Regions from separate parts of the Homo sapiens genome. Here all the other regions are linked to region 1. A link is a loop called in an ENCODE intact Hi-C map of the cell type or tissue named here. Cell type or tissue: endothelial cell of umbilical vein. All regions are shown on one strand. Each heading gives the region's core, and the rest is flanking DNA. Links, peaks and the distances in the headings are about the cores only.

What was found. Peaks named below come from ENCODE experiments on the same cell type or tissue, not always from the same donor. Only the 100,000 strongest peaks of a DNase experiment are listed, where the experiment ranks them.
Region 2: it touches region 1 in a loop (7-fold over the local background); 5 of 110 quality-filtered maps call a loop at or near these places.
Region 3: a loop joins it to region 1, with 5 times the contacts of the local background. A loop is called at or near these places in 5 of 110 quality-filtered maps.
Region 4: it touches region 1 in a loop (5-fold over the local background); 2 of 110 quality-filtered maps call a loop at or near these places.

Annotation. Positions count from the first base shown.
Region 1 is chr5:96,598,775-96,604,245 of GRCh38, forward strand. The region is part of intron 4 of LOC101929710 (a long non-coding RNA gene); the gene reads left to right. It also overlaps a transcript of CAST not described here. Among named protein-coding and RNA genes, the nearest start is that of CAST, 61 kb to the right of the region's middle. In endothelial cell of umbilical vein, for the core only: a CTCF peak has its summit at 3,163 (motif pointing left); DNase peaks (open chromatin) are centred at 2,607 and 3,127; H3K27ac peaks cover 2,528 bases.
Region 2 is chr5:96,534,356-96,539,826 of GRCh38, forward strand. The region is part of intron 4 of LOC101929710 (a long non-coding RNA gene); the gene reads left to right. It also overlaps a transcript of CAST not described here. Among named protein-coding and RNA genes, the nearest start is that of PCSK1, 100 kb to the left of the region's middle. In endothelial cell of umbilical vein, for the core only: no CTCF peak of the experiment used is centred there; DNase peaks (open chromatin) are centred at 3,226 and 4,616; H3K27ac peaks cover 2,788 bases.
Region 3 is chr5:96,431,137-96,436,607 of GRCh38, forward strand. PCSK1 (proprotein convertase subtilisin/kexin type 1) reads right to left here and starts at 2,112. Exons shown (of 14, transcript NM_000439.5): 1 at 1,727-2,112. The coding sequence starts at 1,906. All of the region lies in intron 4 of LOC101929710 (a long non-coding RNA gene), which reads left to right. It also overlaps a transcript of CAST not described here and the pseudogene LOC102724070. RefSeq lists silencers at 2,989-3,283, 3,145-3,264. In endothelial cell of umbilical vein, for the core only: no CTCF peak of the experiment used is centred there; a DNase peak (open chromatin) is centred at 3,205; H3K4me3 peaks cover 553 bases; H3K27me3 peaks cover 2,513 bases.
Region 4 is chr5:96,405,544-96,411,014 of GRCh38, forward strand. It overlaps PCSK1 (proprotein convertase subtilisin/kexin type 1), which reads right to left. Exons shown (of 14, transcript NM_000439.5): 8 at 5,231-5,443; 9 at 2,680-2,780. The region is part of intron 4 of LOC101929710 (a long non-coding RNA gene); the gene reads left to right. It also overlaps a transcript of CAST not described here. Among named protein-coding and RNA genes, the nearest start is that of PCSK1, 25 kb to the right of the region's middle. In endothelial cell of umbilical vein, for the core only: no CTCF peak of the experiment used is centred there; DNase peaks (open chromatin) are centred at 2,118 and 2,978; H3K27ac peaks cover 2,248 bases.

The sequences.
Region 1 (5,471 bases), core at 358-5,357:
GTGGATGGCCCAATCACATGAAGGCCTGAATAGAACAAAAACACTGACCCTCCCTCTAGTACGAGAGGACTCCTCCTGTCTGACTGCTTTGGGCTGGGACATTGTTTGTTGTTGTTTTGCCTGCCTTTGGACTCAAACTGAAACACTGGCTCTTCTTGGATCTTGACCCTGCCAGCTTTCAGCCTGGCACTATACCACAGGCTTCTCTGGTTCCTACATCTTCGGACCCAGACTGGAGGTCTCCAGCTTCTGACCGTGGATCTCTCAGACTCCATAATCACATGAACCAATTCCGTAGCATGGATACATACTCATTCTGTTTCTCTGAAGAACCCTGACTAATACAATCACTGATATACAGCTTTTGTGAGACTTTTAGAGTATGGCTATGTTTACAAAATATTTTCAAGTTGTCAGACAAATGCACAGTGTAAAAAACACAATTTGACTAAGGCCTATCTTAACTTAGGGGGTGAAAGAGAAGGAGGGACTGGTGGTTAGTGCCCCAATCTGTCCTCAGACTGATCTTATTCACTGTTGGTCCCCAGTGCTGAAATCAATGCAGGTGGTATGATTTCTAGTCTCTAAATTCAGGAATTAGAAAATATCTGTTTCTTTATTTTCTCAAATCAAGTGGAATATAAATGTATCTATCTAAGCAAGCTGTAATGTTAAAAATTCATCTACTGTAATATCGGGCTGACTTCCTATTCAAATCTAATAAGAACCTGGAAGTCTTAATTGTGCTTAGAAAATACCTCTATCCTTCAGTTGCTTTGGGGGTCTTCATTCTTCAGGCCATCATGAATGCCACTACATCTACATTGCCTAAGTGCCAGGTCCCTCACACTCTGGTAACTTTAAGTCAGGTCATCTTATGGCAGATACAAAAATGTTTGCAGAGACTGGAAATCCACCCCCCTCCATAGGCGCCCCACTACCAACTCTGATTAATTCTGTGCCACACACTTGGGGCACAGAATTAAGCTACAGCAAATTTGAAATAAGCTATTTTCTTTCTATTAGTAATTGGGTCCAGGTACACCCACAACCCATACACTTTTCTCCTCACAAGAGGGAAGTCTTTTTCCTTTTTCTGCTCTTTCTCTCCTTTTCCTCAAAGAGCTTATTTAATTCCCACATTTCCCCTTCTCATTTATCCAAAATATCCTGTATTATTGCTTCATTAGGCAAAAAAAAAAAAAAAAACCCTCAAGCTCTGTTGATTTCAGACTGCAAGTTTGAAGTGTTTTGTATCATTTCTTCCAAAGGTAGTGGCTAGACAACTTTCAGGAGGGAAGTGTACTGGTAGTGGTTTGATTAGGTTGTATGGGCATTATTAAACCCTTGTGTCTAAGAAAAAAAGGTATGGTTTGCCTTATGGGCATGGGGTAGAGTATATCGTTCTTGCCAATCAAGACCAACCAAGATGCCTTTTAGTTTTATTCTCTCCCTTTCTAGATACCTGGCAAACACACAGTCTAATATAGAAAGGTTTTATATATGCATTGCACCACATGGTCCTCCTTGTTTAATCAGATTTCTTTGAACTATGGTGGGCACCTAACCCAAGAGTAGCCAGTCTCTGACACAGCCTCAAGCAAGAGCCCTACCCAGTAAGGGCACATTATATGGATGACGATGGACCAAGTATGGACCCTTCATATTAGGAAGTTTGAATTCATAGACAAAAAATCATTGATAACAGGAGAAGTCACAGAAACGGAGAAAGAGAAGTGATGGGAATGAAGAACCAAAGAGAGAAAAACAGTTCCCTGGTGCTAACCTAGTGAAAAGACACCTAGTTATTAGAACTATGTTCTCACCTAAGAGGTCCTCCAACTCCTCTTTTTCGGAAAAACCCAGCTCTATGTGTCCCTGTTTTCCTTCCTTACCTGCATATTCTTTCTGCATATCCTAATCCTCTGCGCAAAACTGAGCCTCTCTGTATTTCTTGCAACCTGAAGGAAGCTCACTCACATTTATTTCAAGAAAAGCTTATAAGGCTTAAGCTTTATAAGCTTAAGAGTAAAGAGCAATAAATAATTTACTGATTATTTAACATTCAAATTACAGATTATTTTATTCTAAAGTTTGAAGATTAAGAAATCCTAGAGAAATAGCCACCAATGAAAACATCTCAAAACATACTAACCTCTGCCCCTGCTCCTCCTTCTCTGGATTTTGGTCTCCCTCTGTTTTCCTTCTGCTTTTCTTCTGGTTTACGAACCTACCTCCCATCTCCCCCTCCGCTATCTATCTTTCTCTGATGTGACTCCTTTTGTTTCCCTTTGGTCTCCTTGTTGTGTGAATGTCTCTCTCCCTCTCTCCTTCAACATCTCCTTCCCTTACTCCTCCTTTCACACTCTCTTCCTTTGCTAGGTGCCTCTATGACCATTTACCTATTACTTTCCTTATTACCACCCTTTAAAGACCACAAAATGGAAAGGAAATCTGTTTATTAGAATTTATTGTGTCTATCACATTTTGTGTCCTACTTTCTTTATTGAATGGCAGGTGACTTGAGCATTTCGTTTTTCGCCTAACAGAAGGAAATACCTAAACAATCTGCTTTTGCATGTGCTGCCTGATTGACTAATTTCCGCAGGATCTGTGACCTTGGCAGAAAATAAAGTCTCACCCAGGACTCTGCATAGAAGGTTACTACGGAAACAATGGATTCTTTGATCCATTTATATTTGAAAGGATTTTTTTAAATCCCTCTGGAGATTCAAGTTGAAAAGAGAAAAATGCAATAAATTATTTACTAAATTAGATTATTAATCCAAAAGGTACAAAGCTGTTATTGCAGTGAAAGTACCGATTTCAGTTTTATTATATAAAGATATCTCTCCTGGTGATACCCTGGAGCTGACATTAATCTTTCTACTCGATTGGTTTTTTAATGTTCCCACTTTGTACATTTCCTTTGTGCATCTGAAAATAAAGTTTCAGGATACATCTTACCCTCTATAGACCAAAACTAAAGCTAACACCCTTATCATAATTCTTTTCATCCTGTCAAATAATTAAAATTTTTGTACATTTTATGTCAGCAGGGAAAGTTATCCGGCATTTGATAAGCACCGTAATGCTAATTGCTCCTGGTGTATCCAAAAGTATAGTCACCTGCCACCTAGTGTCTTAACTAAAAACTGCAGCAAAGGATCCACTCAACTAAGGTCTTCCGGCTCCCTCTGGCCCTCCTCATTGGACTCTTGGGGTTTAGCTTCAAACTCTCTTGAGTGGCAGGCAGCTCTCTCTGTGAGAGGTGACTAGACCTGACTTACCCACTCTGAACAGCAGAATCCTGCCTGTCACAATAGAGTAGGGTCCCTCTGGTCTATATATGAGAATACTCAAAGGAGTGCTCTGACTCAAGACACCATGGAAGAGCAAAGGATGGTTGAGGACGGCTGAAACAGTAATATGACATGACAAGTGTACATAGCTAATGTTATACTGCTATCTCAACAATAATTCCATGCAGTGATTGCAATGACATTTCAATTTAACATTTCACAAACCTTTACATTTCTACTATGTGCTGGTCACTGTGCCAGGCCCTGGAATGAAGCAGCGTCAGATAAGAGTCCTGCCCTCATAAAGCTTACATTCTGTGGAGGAACACAGCAAATAAACATGATGAATCTGTATTAGGATAAATATTATAAAGGAACTAAACAGGGTCATGAGGCCAGGCACAATGGCTCACGCCTGTAATCCCAGCACTTTGGGAGGCTGAGGCAGGCAGATCACCTGAGGTCAGAAGTCCGAGACCAGCCTGGTCACATGGTGAAACCCCATCTCTCCTAAAAACACAAAATTATCTAGGCGTGGTGGTGCATGCCTGTAATCCCAGCTACTCAGGAGGCTGAGGCAGGAGAATCGCTTGAACCTGGGAGGCGGAGGTTGTAGTGAGCCAAATCACGCCATTACACTCTAGCCTGGGCAACAAGAGTGAAACACTGTCTCAAAAATAAATAGATAAATAACAGGGTCATGATAAACTTATGGGAGAAGACCATTTTGTTTAAGGTGGTGAAGGAAAGCCTTTCTGAGAAAGAGGCATTTGGGTGAGACTCAAATACGGAGAATATTCCAAATATAAAAATAGCTAGAATAAGTCATTCCAGGAGGAGGGATCAGCAAATGCAAAGGCCTGGAAGAAGAAAGGGGCCTCTGTGTTCAAGGACCAGGATGAAGGAAAATACAGCTGAAGCGTGATAAGTGGCAGATAGGATGGTGTTTGTTTTCTAAGCATTGCTGATTCAGGATGTGAAAAAAAGAATTGCCTTCCAAGGTTTAAATTTTGAAATCAATGCGTAATGGATCATATATTTATTGAAATGCCTTTTGGTTTGTCAACCTAAATGAAGAACGGAGGATCTCTAAAAGAAAATGATATTTATTTAAGAATAGGGCGTTGTAATGGGAATATGGGAATACCCATGCTATAGTAAACTACATGTGTATTCAGGGAGGTAAGAGAGGACAAATGTTTTAAAGATTCTTTTGTAATAACATTTAGCTTAAAAAGCAAATGCATCGTTCAGCTGTACAAAAATGTTTTCTTTCTTTATAATCATATCTTATAAGCTTTTTTCTATTTTTAAATTTTTAATTTTTTTAACCTTTTAAAAGCTTTTTTGTTAAAAACTAAGACACCAACACACACATTAGCCTAGGCCTACACAGGGCCAGGATCATCAGTGTCACTGTCTTCTACCTCCACATCTTGTCCTACTGAGCTCTTCAGGGGCAATAACACCCACGGAGTCATCATCTCCTATAATAGCAATGCCTTCTTCAGGAATATCTCTTGAAGGACCTGACTGGGGCTGTTTTACAGTTAACTTTTTTTAATAACTAGAAAGAGTACACTGTAAAATAACAATTAAAAGTATAATATAGCAAATACATAAACGTGTTACACAGTCATTATCAAGTATTATGTACTGTACATCATTGTATGTGCTGTACTCTTTTTTTTTTTTTTTTTTTTTTTTGAGATGGGGATTGCTCTGTCGCCCAGACTGGAGTGCAGTGGCATGATCATGGCTCACTGCAGCTCAACCTCCAGGGCTCAAACAATCCTTCCGTCTCAGCCTCCAGAGTAGCTGGGACTACAGGTGCATGCCACCATGCCAGGCTAATTTTATTTAGTTTTTGTAGAAACGTGCCCTCCCTACATTAACCAGGCTAGACTTGTATTCCTGTGCTCAAGCAATCTTCCCCCCTCAGCTTCCCAAAGTGCTGAGATTACAGGCGTAAGCCACCCCACCTGGCCCCTTGTGCTATACATTTATATGACTGGTAAGGCAGCATTTACACTAGCATCACCGCATGAGTAATGCATTGTGCTACAATATCATGGCTACGATATGGCTAAGCATTAGGAATTTTTCAGCTCCATATTAATCTTATGAGCCCACCTTCCTATATGCAGTCCTTGGTTGACCAAAACATTG
Region 2 (5,471 bases), core at 162-5,161, 65 kb before region 1:
ACCTTTAAGAAACCGTTACTTGTCCTGTTTCGGTGAAGTATAAAAGAAAAATAGGCTGTAATCCCACCACTTTGGGAGGCTGAGGTGGGCGGATTACGAGGTCAAGAGTTCAAAACCAGTCTGACCAACATGGCGAAACCCCATCTCTACTAAAAATACAAAAATTAGCCAGGTGTAGTGGTGCGTGCCTGTAATCCCAGCTACTCAGGAGGCTGAGGCAGGAGAATCCCTTGAACCCAGGAGGCAGAGGTTGTAGTGAGCTGAGATCATGCCACTGCACTCCAGCCTGGGCGGCAAAGTGAGACTTCATCAAAGAAAGAAAGAGAGAGAGAGAGGAAGGAAGGAAGGAAGGAAGGAAGGAGAGAGAGAGAGAGAGAGAGAGAGAGAAAGAAAGAAAGAAAGAAAGAAAGAAAGAAAGAAAGAAAGAAAGAAAGAAAGAAAGAAAGAAGAAAGAAAGAAAGAAAGAAAAGAAAGAAGGAAAGAAGGAAGGAAGGAGGGAGGGAGGGAAGGAAGGAGAAAGAAAGAAAAGAAAGAAAGAAGGAAAGAAGGAAGGAAAGAAAGAAAAGGAATAAAGAAAGAAAGAAAGAGAAAGGGAAAGAAAGAAAGAAAAAGAAAACTACAGTAGGCATTATTGGCTCTTCAGGGAACAATATTTACAAAGCCACAATAATGTAAACATTTCATTGACTTTCAGTTTTTAGAATCAACTTGTAGGCCTAATTACTCTTACAGAACAAATGGCATATAGTATCAACCTTGTAAATTCAATAAATACAGAAAGCAGAGAATGAGAGGAACCAGTGGAAAAAAGAAAACGTGGGCAGAAGCCTAATTTCCCCACCTTAGCAAAAGTCAAAGAATGTTACCTAAGGTTGATGTAATAAGAATATGACAGTGTTGGCATTTTGCTAAATATTGTAAGGAAACAATAATTGGCACAGCGAATACTGAAAGCATAAGGAAGAGGGAAATGGGAAGAATATAAGGGAGCTAACTTTTCATTTATCATTGTGGAAGCAAAGATAAAATGTAAAAAATCAGTATTTTAAAAATGTTATTTAGAAATATGGAGCTAAGTGAACAAACAGCTTTTTAAAATTAGAAAATATTGCCTCTGGGGAGGAAGAACAGGCATAGGACATGGTGGCATGAGTTGCCAGGTAAAATATAGGAGACTCAGCTAAATTTGAGTTTTATGTAAATAAACAATTTTTTTTTTTTTTTTTTTTTTTTTTTGAGACGGAGTCTCGCTCTGTCGCCCAGGCTGGAGTGCAGTGGCGCGATCTCGGCTCACTGCAAGCTCCGCCTCCTGGGTTAACGCCATTCTCCTGCCTCAGCCTCTCGAGTAGCTGGGACTACAGGCGCCCGCCACCAAGCCCGGCTAATTTTTTGTATTTTTGGTAGAGACGGGGTTTCACCGTGTTAGCCAGGTTGGTCTCGATCTCCTGACCTCGTGATCCTCCCGCCTCGGCCTCCCAAAGTGCTGGGATTACAGGCGTGAGCCACTGCACCTGGCCAAATAAACACTTTTTAAACCTAAGTATGTCCTCAGTGGTACCTACTTTTATTTGTTAAAACCGACAATTGAAGATACTGTTGTTTTGTTATGAGGAGCCCTTTAGTACATTTAAATCTTTTAACTATATGTTAAATAACCATATGTTAAATATTTAAGGTTTTTTTTTTTTTTTTTTTTTTTTTAAAGAAAAAGGAGGAGGAGGGCTGGGTGCAGTGGCTCAGGCCTGTAATCCCAGCACTTTGGGAGGCCTAGGCGGGTGAATCACCTGAGGTCAGGAGTTCAAGACTAGCCTGCCCAACATGATGAAATCCCATCTCTGCTAAAAATACAAAAAATTAGCCAGGCGTGGTGAGAGACGCCTGTAATCCCAGTTACTAGGGAGGCTGAAGCAGGAGAATCACTTGAACCTGAGAGGTGGAGGTTACGGTGAGCCGAGATCGTGCCACTGTACTCCAGCCTGGGCGACAAGAGCAAAACTCCGTCTCCAAAAGAAAATAAAAGGAGGAGGACAGTGGAACAACAGTATCCAAAGGCAGTGAGATGTTGAATAGATGAAGTTGTAGACATGCCTGGTGTATTTGCGACATGGAGATCAATGATGTCTTTGACAAGAAAATTTTACTGGAGTGATGGTGATGCAAGTTGGTCTGTAGAGGATTAATAGGCGCATAGAAGTAAGGAAGGAGAGGTAATTATAGAAGTGGAAAAGAGTAAGGTACAGGTATGGCAGTTGAAGAAAATCCATGGATTTCCAGAGTGATGATACATTTTTCTTTCTCTATATTCATCACATTTCTCAAGTAAATCTTTTTTGAGCTGTCCTATTAAATCTGTGCATTATGACAGCTTGGAAATTCTAATCATAATTTGGGATAATACCATGAGAAATGCTCCCCTCCCAAATAATTGAGTAGGTAATGGTCTGACATTTTGATGGAGGGATATTTGTAACAGTATAAATTTTTTTTATAGAAAGAAGGAAGCAAGTAAGAATATAACGTGTGATTTAAATCAGATATGGGGCAGGCATGGGAACTTCTGATCTCATTTCCACTGATAAAAGTTATTAAGCCAAGCTATCTTCTCCTATGAGCACCCAGAACTCTAATTCTCTTATAATTTGAATCTACCCAGTGCTCAAATTAAGCACTTAATTATGTATGGTCTTGGAGAAATACAAATACGACTAAAATATGGAGGCTGCTTCTAAAGAAAAGAAGCTTTCAATACAGTGGCTGGAATATTTGAACTTCCCTGACTGCCTGCTGCCTTGTTGGCTTCATGCCAGACTGAAGCCCACCCTTGCTGAGCTCTGTCCCATATCCTCTTCACCCAACTCAGTTACCATCCTTCACTTCGCCCAAAAGCTACTCTTACTCACAACTCTATTTGAACTGGATTCTTTACCAAAAGATATAAAACCAGTCTGCCTGTTTTCAGCAGATTTTATTAAAATGTCTGAACACATTTTACTAAAGTTGAAGCAATAGACTACCCCTCCTGCCCCCATTTAAGCTTTCCAAGTACTCTCTGTTCCCCTTCAGTTGTGCTATGATTTGAAAAACCATCTAATTTGTATTGCTGGAGTCACATACGTGTATGATGAGCCATTGATGGCCTTGAGATGAGAACTTTTTATTAAAACACTTCAGTTACTATACTTCTGTGAGCAACACAGGAAGAGAAAAAAAAAACTTATCTTTTCAACTCCCATGGCAACTGACTCATCATTTCCTCTCCAAAGAGGTTAACCTCATCTCATTTCACTGTTCTCCATGTCACTATAGACTCTGCCATCTTTGAAGCGGCAGAAAAACAAAGGGTGGATAACTTTCTCTTCCTTTGTTTTAGAAGTGCTGCTTCCAGGAGTAATCTGATTGTCACTCGGTCACTTGGGCCATGGTTCTTTTTTCCCAAGACCAGTCTCAGCACATTTTCCCCATCAAAACTGTAGATACCTAATTTTTATATTTGCTAATGTTTTTGAGGGGGGGAGCAAAATTATATTGTATATCATGTAGCAAAAGCATCCTTTATATCCATATTGATCCTGTCAACTCCTCCCCTAAAATATCTCCCTGCAGTAGCTTTCATGCTTTCAGCCCTCTCTTTCACTTGGCCTCATTCTTCTCCACCTCTCTAGTAGGCAGGCTCTATCTGTTTTCTCTCCCACCCCTCTGAAAACCCCAGTCAGAGCATGCAATCTACACACAAGGCAAAGACTGGTTAAACAGCCAGCAAAAGAAAAACTGTTTGTTAGACAAACCAGGTCACCTGGTGTCCTTCAAGCCTTCCCGCGAGTAGCTTCCTTTCAAACCTCCACATAGGTTATCAAGAGCAGTGTCAAGTTCTAGGGATGGGCTCTTTAAAGGGATACAATTACCAGTTAATTTGAAGCATCTAGGAAAGGAGGTGAGTGAATAGTAATTGATAGAGGTATGAAACTACGTAGCAATATGTGGATATGATCCTTATATCATACCTATCTGAAAGTAAAAGAATTTTGCTTTTCTCATATTTATCTGTTAGAAAAGATAAGGTTTGGAAAGCCTTTTGGAAATCAACTTGCTTTGGACATCACTGAAAAGCATGCAGATTAAAAACAACAAACACTAGGCTAGCAAAGTAAATGACCAATTACCTAAAAGCATTTGAAGATGTTATTAAACTTTGGAACATCTCTTGAATTTCTGAATTGATAATATAGTCAGAATTAATGTGCAGATTTGGAGATGTTCAAGTAGTTAAAAATGGTCCTGGACTAACCTCAATCTTGTTTTGCAACATCTGTTTTTTTAAATTAAAAAAAAAACAGAAAATGTAACATTGAAACACTGTCTCTTCACTCATACATAAGACCCCCCCACACACACACCGCTCCCTCAGAAATGAAATGAGCTTTGGGATACTGTCTCTGTATCACATCATAAGACATAGAAATATCAAGTTACTCTAATTTGCAGTTTGGGGTTTAAAAAAAATCTCAGGAAGTGAAGATCAAAAATCAATATCAAATGACTCAGAGAGGTATTCTGCTGCTATCAGGTCACCCAAAGAGGAAGCACTTCATATTTGGTCAATATGGTAGCAGCATATCACTCTGAATTGTATAGGAAATAGACCACAGAACTTTCATTATAAAGATCTTGCTAAATCAATGACTAACATTTGCAGTTAAAACAAATCCAGACTATTCTCTCTTATTTGTATTTTCTCATAAAAGTATGTATGAAGACAATCACAGCAAATGTCAAAATATCACCATTTTTTAAGATTCAGCAGAACTGACTCATAGTGTTCAAAGTTCAGGGATATAGTGAGTTGTTGAGAAAAACCGAAAAACTTAAGAGTCAAAGTCTTGAAACAACACACTTAGAGCCTATTCTAATGGGTAATGCAAACTTTATATCATGCCAATTGTTTGAAGTGGCAGCTTTTATTCTGTTATTAAGTGCATAAATATTTAGAATTGCATGTCTTCTTAGTTAATTGACATTTTATTATTTTGTGAAGTGACAGTTTTTATTCTAAATAATTTTGTTTTTTGTGAAATTTACTTTGATATTAATATAGCCATTCAAACTTCCTTTCAACTCATGTTTCTATGTCATCACTTTTCCATCCTTTTACTTTTAACCATCGCTTTTCATCCTTTTATTTTTGCTCTGTCTTGTAAAGTTCTATAGGTTTTGACAAACATGTCATGTCATGTATCCATCATAATAGTATCACACAGAACAGTTTCACTGCCCTAAAAATTCCCTGCGTTTCACCTCTTCATCCCTGTCTCCTGCCCTGAACCACTTATATTAAAAGTGAGTTTCCTTGTATCAATAATAAATAAATAAAAAGTGAATCTAAAAGAATCGATTTCTCATGGACAGCACATAGTTTGATCTTCCTTTTTAAACCTAATCCTGCAATTGCTGGCTTCAATTGGTGTATTTACACC
Region 3 (5,471 bases), core at 365-5,364, 170 kb before region 1:
ATGTCCACAGTACCCACCAGCACAATTTCCTCTGCTACTCATACCCTCTTTGGGTCTCAAAAATTCCTAATAATTGCGTGCAATTCCCAGACTTACTACTAAACTGTATTATGTCTCACTGTTTTCCCACAAGCTGTTTTCTATGCCTAGACTGTCTTCTCCGATCTCATTATGTGCTCCTGGCAACCTTTGACTTCTGTTCCCGGAGCAAATGTTTTCTCCTTTGGGCAGTTTTCATTCACCCCTCCCGAATTCCCTACTACTTTCATTCCTTCAACCAATGAATATTGAGACTTCAAGTACAACTTCTATGATTACACAAATTACAATCAGTTGCAATCATTTATCTCTAAGCTAGTCTCCTCTAGATTCTTGATTACTTGAGAGCGTTTCTTTCCCTCCTCTTATTCCTCAGCCCCTAACACGGAGCCTGGCACGAGGGCAAGGGCTGGCCAAAAGCAAAAGACTCATCTGCTGCTGGGACACCAGGAAGCCAATCTGCATTGATTTTCCTTTCGGGCATTTCAAAGACAATTTGGTTTATAAAGTTGAGAATGAAGCCTCTAGCAAGAGCAGGCGAATTCCCCAGAGGGTTCGGTCTACAGAATCGCCAACGCCCCCGCCGATTACTCATCCGTGACTCCAGCGGCGTCTCAACCACCACCTCCAGAAAAAACGCGCCAAAATGTTTTACAACTGCCTCCTCCCACGCTTCAATGCAGACCAACTTCCCAAGCAGGGGGCGAGGGCTTGATTCCGAGCCAAGGAAAGGAAAGCTCTAGACTAGAAGTCACACTCCCTAGGGTCCCCTCGGAATCGCTCAGCTATAAGCAGTCTCCCACTTAATGTCTTGACGCCCACCCACCTCCAACCAGCTACCTATCGACCAAGCCTTCACTTGGACAGGCAACAATAAGCTGAAATTCCCGGGAAAACGATTACGTACTTGGCTGAAGAACAAGAAAGAAATAGATCCCTTCCCCATAGTCAGTTCGGCATCTCGACCCTGCAGTGGGACTGGCCGGGCAAAGTTATGAAGCTTGGACTTTATAAGTTCCCAGTGAAAAGCCGGAGCTCCCTAGAGAGTCGCGGGGATAGATGGTCCCGTGTCTTTCACCCACCATTTCTCCCCCCAGCTTCCCAGGCTACTCCGCGGCCTCCCAACCTCCTGGTCGCGAGTCCCAGCAGCTGGCACTCTTCCAATGCCCTGGGCGTGCCCTTACAGGCTGCCAGGGCGGACAGCCCCAAGCCTGCTTAGCCCCTTGCATCAGGACTTGGATCTGATGCTGCCATATTGAAAAGAAGGCAACAGCCGGCTCCTGACGCAGACCGCCTCAGTCCCGGGGGATGGAGCGCACTGCTTCTCCCGGGGGCGCTTGGTTGGTAAGAGCTTGAGTGTATCTCAAGTTCCCTGAACAAGCGTGGAGGGATTTTTCTTCCAAACCGCGCGGGAACGGATTTCAATTCTAGAGCGGCCAACAGTAAGCATAAGCCCTACCCAGCTGCAGCGGCTTCCTTCTGCTTGGCTGCGCCCAGCCTAAACAGTAAATAATGCAAGCTTTCTCTCTCTCCAAGCGCGACAGGGGCGAGGGCTGGAGCAGCTCCTTGCTCTTTGCTACTCTGGGCTCTGGAGAGTGCAACCTGGGGCTCCCACTTGGAAGACCGCGCTCCAGTCCCGCCAGTCCCCTGGGGCCCCAGAAAGTTTCTTGAAAGTGGAAACTCTTACCTGACCCAAAAGGTCATAGCCCAGCTCCTCGGCGATGGCCGAGGCTGCTTCCGGGCCCCCGGGGATCTCCGCTGCCCATTCATTGACAAATTGCCTTTTCGCTTTTGCACTGTTCAGTGCACACCAAGCGCAAAAGAGGACGAAAGCAGTGCACTGCAGACTCCAGGCTCTTCGCTCCATAGCTCACACACTCGCTTGAACAAGAGTGGGAAGGGAAGAGGAAAAAGAAGCAAGATAGGAGAAAAGCCAGACAGACTCCCCCTTCCCACCCTCGGGCTCTAGACCACTCCTGGCTCCTGGTTGCTCTGCGAAGAGCTAGGAGGCGCGAGAGGAGAGGCTGGGCGGCGGCGAGCGCTCAGTGAAGCGCTTCGGTCTCCAGGCTGAGTGGAGCCCCAGCCCTTCCCAGCCAGAATGGAAATGAGTGTTTACACGTCAAATCGACGAAAGCCATCTCTTGACGTCAGATCTACCTGGACTAAGATCCGAATGGTATTCCCGGCGGGGCGGAGAAGCGGCTAAAATAAGCAGCCAGGGATTAGGAAAAGGAAGGAACTGTTTGCTGGGATCAGTTAAGTCTGCTCCTTGTCTGCCCATAAATTCTGTACCGTGAGAAACATTTTCACTTTTCAAAGAGAAGTGCCCCACTTGAACATAACTACCAAGAATCAAAGGCTGGGAGTGCTTTCCCTCCCTTCCATCCATTTTCTCTGTATTTACTTTATTATCTCATGTGTGTGGCGGGGAGGGGGGGAGGCTATAGGATTCTTATAATGGCCCTTTGGGCATCAGCACCTGCTATGAAGAACAAGGCTCTTAGGTCTTTCAAAGAGAGAGGCTAGGAGAGTAAGGAGAAGAAGGGAAGCTACTACTGTCCCAATTCTGTTCTAAATTGTCTGAGAAAATTAGCATGTCTATGTTAAAGCAATACTATTAAAAATGAATTTTTAACCATTCAAGCCACCTTAGTTTACAAGTTTACTTCCCTCCTCCCCTTTGTTTCTCAACCTCAGTAAAACAATATCAGTAGTTATACTCCGATATTGCAAAGCCAGCGCCACCACCACCTTTTAGGGTGTTTATCAGTAAAATGATTAATCATGTGATTTTAAAAAAACATATTTTTAAGAATTCGTCAACAAGGGGATCTAGGATCCCAAAAGCTGTTGTGTTGATTCAGGGAGGGAAAGAGCAGTTTTTATTTACCTCGACTTTCCATTGTGCCTCAGTAGAGCTCTTCACTTTGGTGCTGAGCTGGAGCTGTGCCATTACTTTCCCATAAAATGCACAATGCCTCTTTGTGGAAAAATGGTTTCCTGTGGGAGGAGAGCAAGGAAACATCTAAATGAATTCTCCACCCCTCACCCTAGGGAAGTGAGTTCAGTCTCCCATGGTGGAGCCTATTCGAACCCTGAGGGATTGAACCTGGCGGGAGATACCAGTGCCTAGTATTCAGCACCGAGGTCTGGACAGCGACACACGCAGGACTGCCGCAGGAGCTGCTCTCTCTTCTGAGCACCAAAGACCTCCACCCTTCTGCAGCTGGCCAGCACCAAGCTGTTTTCCTTTTGATATGTGCATTTCCCTCTTTTGAACAGCAAAATAGGAAATTGGCCGCAGGGGGGAGTGTGGTTAGGTTCATGATCGTGACAACTTGTGTCCAGCTCTTGGGAACGTGTTGGACTCAGGCCAAAAGTAAAATCGCCGGGAGGTGGAATTGAGAGAGTATGCTGCACCTGGGAAGTTTGTTTTTTTTTTTGTTGTTGTTGTTGTTGTTTTTTAAAGCTCAACCGCCCGAGGGCGCGATCTATGCTGTAGAAATAGAAGAAAGGGGAGAAGGTTGGAAAGAAAGCATATAAACAAGTGGAGAAAGGAAGCAAGAGATGTTCCTTACAAGAAGCAAATGAGACAAGACTTGGTGGAGGATCAGGCTCTGTAGTGCTAATTTTTCATTTGCCTCCACGTTTGCAGAAATGTGCACTACATAATTTCTTTAAACATAAAGCATCTTTACAAAATCAAATGCCAATGTTAATAAGCCATGTGACATGGTTAAGTGTTTTACAATAATGTAACTCACATGAGATGAAATGGAATGGGCTCCGATTGATAGCTTTGTTGTCTGTTCTGTAAATCCACATGTGTGAATGTTGATGGCTGGGTAAGCTGTCTTCTTTTCCCTTCACACCTCGGCCTGAGTTGTGGCCTCAAGCTCTCAAGGGTGTTTCATTCTCACAGCAGACAGACACTAACTGTGCACTAGCAAGGCAAGAGAAGCCCAGGGCAAATGTTTTATAACGGTAGATGTGTCAGAGGAGGAACATATTTGTCCCTTTCTTATTATTGTTCAAGTAAATCAGTTTGGCAGAGTGTTGGCAATAGGGTCCGTGTCTCTCTCATTAATGAGGCATTTGTCTTAAATGGAGCACCATAGAAGCCTGGAATAAACATTTGGTTTATATACCTAACAGGGCCAAGTAAACTCTCACAAAAAGAAGATAATATCCTCATCCACACAATACAGATATCAGTAAGTTAATCTGCTATTGTCTGATTTTTATCCTATGAACCTCTTTGCCAGAACTTCTGGCATGCAGAAGAAATAAATTTCTGCCAAGACTAGAGGTGCAAGTAGATTTAGAATCCATTTTAACTTTTTGTTTCAAGGGCTAGTCCTACCCTGATTTGTAGATCATGGTAGTGACCTCCAGGCCCATCAGTGTTATATTTCGTATTATAAATTGGAAGAGCCAATTATCACCCTTAAGTTGGTTTTAATAGCATTTGATTCATGTGATTAATTTATATAGAAAACCGGATACTCCAGAAATTAAGAGGACGTGTTTCCATTATAAGTTATCAAGTGATTGCCATGCCTTTCATGATGCTCACAACTGCCCAGTGATACAGCTAAGCATTCATTAAGGTTTCTTGGAGAGTAAAAGAAGCTATTAAGAGCAGGAAGTAAGAATATGCTCAAAGGAGATCTATAGATCACCATATCTCTTTAGTCTTAGGAAACAAATGTTTTAAACATTTTGTTACTACGAAATAAAACATATACCCTTGGGCATACTAAACAATGTACCCAATATTTATCACAAAGTGGACACAGTGTAACCATTTGGGCCAAGAAAAACATTTCTAGACCCACAGAATAACAGAATAATATTCCTAGATCTTCAAGAGATGTTAAAGAATGGGTAAGGAAATAATGTAGGTTTAACATTTTCCAGTTATCATGTAGACTTGCCTGTTTGCTATGGGTAACATTAACTGCACATTAACTCAAAGGTGTAACAAATTAGTCTGTAATTAAACTAGAAGATTTTTGGTAGCAGAACACATTATAGGGGCAAACCTACCTATAGCAGTGTTTTCCAACATAGAAAATAACAATATTTGTGTGGCACACTGGGGTAAACTGGAGGAAATTTGAAGACATCTGTATGGAGCTGGGTGAAGAGATTCATAACATTTTCTTTACATGATACAATTATGATAACAAAATAAAATATAACATTTTGGGCAATACATTAAATTGCATATTAATAACTTTAAATTGAGAAATCTGAATATGCTTTCACCAATATAAGTTTTTATCTGAAGTTTTATGCTTAAAAAGGCTATATATCATTTCTAATTAAAACATTTTAATGACAAATGATCTTTTTATATTCTTAATAGCTGCTGTCAATGAAACTTTTTTGCAAAATTCTATTTTAAATAATATAGCCGTCTTTATTTT
Region 4 (5,471 bases), core at 163-5,162, 190 kb before region 1:
GCCTGTAATCCCAGCTACTCAGGAGGCTGAGGCATAAGAATTTCTTGAACCGGAGGGGTTGAGGTTGCAGTGAGCCGAGATCTTGCCACTGCACTCCAGCCTGGGTGACGGAGTGAGACACTGTCTCCAAAAGAAAAAGAAAAGGAAAGGATTATTTTCTGTATAGGATCATTTTCCACTATACAGAAAAAGAAGCCTTGAGGTTTTAGAAACCAAGGATTGCACTTTTACAATTTCAGCTCTTACATAAAATTGGCATTACTTCTGTTCAGCAGATGGATATTTCTACTATATTGGTCACTATACAAGGATGGGCTAGGCACGGCTAGTTATATTTACATGCATCTGACAGGTGTTGGATAGAGAAGAAAGGCTCTAGACATAAAATTTTAAGATTGCTTTCTTTTAACAGCTCCCTGGGGTAGTAGTCTGTGTTTTGAAATCTTAAATATAATAAGTCTGTTGCACAGGATCCTATAATCCATAGGACCCTATTTTCTTCCAGTCCAGACCCCTCATCACTGACCCCAACAATTCATGTTGGATTACCTATGCAGGCTGACATTTTCAATCTCAACTCTGAGAATCTTAGGAAGAGAAGAAGTTTGTAAAAAAAGGTCTCGTTTGACCCCTTCATTTTATAGATGGAAAGACTGAACCCCACAAGTAAATTAACTTGCCGAAGGCCACATAGCTAGTGGTAGAGCTAGAACTTGAAGCCAGGTGTTCCTTGCAATTTTCACTGCTTGGACAATTATTTCTCGGTTAATTTGGATCTGCTGATGCCAGTCTCAGCTTGTGTTCATAGATTTTTGTCTTTTGTCCATCTACTTCCTATTATAAGTGAACTTAGATTCTGAACATAGCTTTTCTGGAGGGCCCAATATCTATTTCTAATTGAGCACCTGAATTTACTTCTTCCCTTACCAAACATCTTGCCAGCCCCTCCAAGTAGGTGGACTCTTGGTAAGAGCCTTGCTAGACTTCCTTGCTTAGCCACTGTAGCCATCTCACAGCCGAGATACCCAGGAATATACCCCATCTCCATAGGAAGCCCCAGGGATCCTAGAGATAAACTGGACTCTCCTGGACAAAGGCTCAGGAACCTCAGGGCTTTTCCAGTCATGGCAAAGGCCAAGATATTTTTCCTTTCTGTTATTACGAACTGAGTCTACTGAATATGACATAAGGACACTGCTTTGTTCTCTCTCTAGAGAATATGTAATTTATTCTAGGATAATCTCCTTATTAGGAAGGATAATAGTAATTTACAAGTTTAATCACTTCTTCTAATATGCAACCATAGCACCTGACTTGACATTTCAAGATTCACTGTCACCACACATCAGAAAGCAGGAATGAGGACACATAAAAAGCTGTGATGTGCAGTGTGAGACAGTTCAATTTTTTTCCTCTGTGTTAAGTATTGGACTATTGGGTAATTATGAGAAAAAAAAAGTTAAATCTTTTTTTAACATCATACACTAAAATAAATTCCAGAGGGATTTAGAATTTAAATATGGTAAAGAAACCATAATAAAAGACATATAATTAATGTTTATCTAATTTGGGGTTGTGAAGATTTTTTCTGAGCATAAAAGCAAAGGAAGAAGCCTTAAAGAAACAGACTGACAAACATAACTACATACATATTAACTACATTTCATTAAAAATTACATAGAAACAAATTAAAAGGTAAATGTCAAACTTATAAAGCATCTAGCTTTTGTGAACCAAGGCCATAAAACAAAACTAAGGCCATAAAGAAGCAACCCCAGAAGACAAAGAGCTGAAGGGTATGAAATATTGAGCTTCATTAGTAATTAAATACAAGCATATTAAAATGAGATACCATTTTCACCTATCAACATAGCAAATATTTTAAAAGATAATAAAAGTAGTTTTGACAAGGGTTTTGGAAACTGGCACTTTCACACATATATTCCTGGAGGGAATATAAAATGGTATAGTCATTCAAGGCAGCATCTTGTCAATATATATAAAAATCATTAAAACATGCTTGCCCTTTGACCCAGAAATTCCAATTCTGAGTGTTTATCCTGAGGAAATTGTCAGAGATGACAACTAATATTTACTGACAATGGTGTTTAAGCATGATTAGATGACTTTAAGGAAATTTGTGTTTATACAATGGAACACTGTGAAAATATAAAACTCCTGCCTTTAAATCTCATGTCCCCTGATGTGGTTATATCAGCTCCAGGACTAGGCTTACATATTCAAAGAAAGGAGTTTTTTAAACTTGTTCCTAATACTGCCCACTGGAAACTATTTAAACAAAATCCTGCTGGAAGAGAATAAACAAAAGGCGTTGTAGCTGAGTGGGAAGAAGATTTGAGGGATAGCATGAGTTTTAAAGGTCAAAGCATATTGATTTAGACAGGAGAAAGTATGTTTAATATATTGTAGAATGGGTTTTAAAAACAGATTACAAAATAACGTCTATATTAAGATCCCAATTTTGTAAGATGTGTGTGTATTAAATCTACATTGAGATGTTAACTATGGTTAGTGACCTCGAAGTGGCAGGAAAGAGCTTATCTTTATTTGCAGTATTCCAAAATTTCTCCTGTAACCATGTATTCAGAAAAAAAAGTGTTATTAAAAATAAGGAGAATCAGCCTTTGTAAAGGTGATTAGAAGCTTTCTGGGCCTTACTTTGCTTCCAGGGCCAGAGCGAAGATGCCAGCAGCCAGAGGTGCAGAGGCCGAGGTGCCTGTGTGCGTCTCCGTGCAGTCATTGTGCAGGTCAGCGCTCGTCTGGATGACGTCAGGAAGGAGAGAAAGGCAGGGAGAACACGTGAGGAGTGTGGGCCTGTCTTGGGGGTTAACTGTACCAAAGGCTGCATCTGCTATGACCAGGAAACTCAGCTGATTCGATTGCCTACTTTCTCCTCTAAACCACAGGCGGATGTTTGCCATCTGCTGATATTTTAGTTCACCCTCTATATGCAACTTCTCTATAATTCTGGCAGCAAGATGCCTTTTCTGGGGATGAAGTACTCCCACTACGAATATTTTCTTTTCTGAGATTCCCAAACGAAATGCTGTCTATAAAAAACAAAGTTTCAAAATCACTGTGAATCATGCTGGCCCATTAATCATCGGGTCCATTGTGTTTGGTCTGGCATATTTAGAAATTCTGTCTCATACAAAATTCCCTTTTGCCTTCAGATTGACATTTGGCTGCCTCTTCAGCCCAAGGATATGAAGACATCCTGGCCTTAGCCATTTGAACTACTTGCACAAAAAATGCTTAATATGTAGTTTGCACTCACTGTTGAACTAGATTTGATACCTGTGAGTTGGTGTCCACATTTACACTTTGAGGAAAACGATGGGTCTTTAAAATGGAAAGTGTGCTGGACTTAGTTCTGGGTTCAAATTCTCTAACTGCTACTTAATAGATTTGTCCTCGGGCAAGTCATTTGGCTCCCCATCTGTAAAATGCGATTTATATTTTCTGACTCATATGCGAGACTTACCCGAGATGTTCTCTGTGAAAGTAGTTTTACATAATTTTCTTGCAAGTAAGGAATTACCCTGGCTAACTTTAGGGTAATGAAGAGATTGCTGAGATGAAGGGAAGAAACTGAAAAGACTTCCTGTCTGCCTTAAGGACCACGGCGCTGCTGGTTGGGCCAAGGGATTACTAACAAGACACCCACCCAGGCTCCAGCACCGAAGTTCTAGCTCGAGATTTCGATGTGTGGGAGGGAGGTGTAAAAAAATAATTTGTTCTATTATCACCTCCATTGGCTTCCTGCTTGGAGTTGCTGAATTTCTCAAGTTATGATGGCTCTGCTCCTCAGAGGGCTGCGGAAGCAAGGTTGCCCTTTTTACCTGTTGACGCAAGCAAGCCCCCAGAGATGACTATGCTGAGGAAAAGGTTTGCGTAAGAAAAAGGTTATGTTACTGAGACTGTCTCAAATAGAATCCACCAGCTGTCTCTCCTAAGGCTGGCTTTCTTAAGGAGGGAGTTTTACAAAGATAGAAAATCTTTCTTCTGCTTCAGTGCAGGTTACCCAAGATAAGGAACAGTCTGTGAAATGGTGATTCTGAAATGCCCAACAGGCCATTTTCTAAAGGCAGCTCTGGACACCCAGGGAAATGACAACAGCCAGGGGCTCTGAAGACAAGTGGGGCAGATGTCTGATATGCCCCTTTCAAACCCTTTAAAATGTGCCTGCCATAAAACCCCTCGGTAGAATGCCACTGTCTATTACTTGAGTAGCTGAAGAGATGCGCGTGAGAAGCAGGCCCACACTTCTAAGTTGAGACCACAGCTTTACTGTCTAAACTAGCTTGCAGAAGTGATCCTGTATGAAGAAGATGTTCGTGTTGACAATTTTGTTGAGATGCCATTAATAGGAATCTTGCACGCATTCCAAGGTCATTATTATAGGGTTCACCCACCCTCTAATTAGATCATGACCTGCTATTTCACTGAGATAGGATCTATATACTTTAGCTAGTTGGTCCTTTCTGTGTCAGGAGTTAAATTGGGGGCCTTACATTTTTTAAATTAAAGGTGTCTCCCTTTGTTCTCAAAGCCCCTAAATGCCCCTCCATCGTCATGCCCTTGAAGGGAAATCCAGTAATTGCCCTTGGCCGTCTGACTCATGGAAGCAAAGGCGCAGGCAAGCGTGGGCTGGAGGAGCTCTCTGAGCATACGACCTCCCCGAGCTGCTTACCCAGATGCTGAGCAGTTCACCTCAGGGGACACTGAAACTGCTATTTTCCTGCAGGTCATCCATTCTTAGGAGACATAGCTGGTGTAGACTCTGTATTTTTATCATCTGCGACAGGGCAGGTCAGACTATATCCCTGCTGTTAAAGGATCAGCAAGTACAAGGGTGATAAAGCCCCTACAACCCTGAGATCTCCTTTAAGGCTGTTTCCAGGGAGGCATCAGACAAGCAGAAAAGACATTTGGAGTCTCCGCTGTGTGTAATGACAGGTTTGGTGGCTTCTCAAGGCTGGGTTTAAAAATGACAGAGGGGAAGATCATCTTGGCAGAAGTGTCATTATCCCTGGAGAGAAAACTTTCTGATGGATGCCAGCCTTTCAAGTGAGTAAGTGTGAGTTCTCCCAACTGAGACATCAAGCTTAAGCGAATCAGTCGTACCAAAGGTCAGTTAGGGGAATCATTTCACATGCATGCCACGCTCTCCTAACTAAGCAGAGAGAATTAGACAAAAGCAACATACGATTCTCTGGTCGGTGTAATCTCCGCTGCTGTAAGAGGTGGCCAGTGTGGAGGAGCACTTCTCAGCGTACCAGGGGGATAGGCCTTGCTGGGAGGCACTGCTGATGGAGATGGTGTAGATGCTGTCTGTGTAGCCATCACAGTCACAATTATCTCCCTGACGCCCCCCGTTTCCCGAAGCCCAGACGAAGATGGACCCCTTCCCCTGTCTCCCCTAAAGGAAAAGCCAGAATGCATATTAT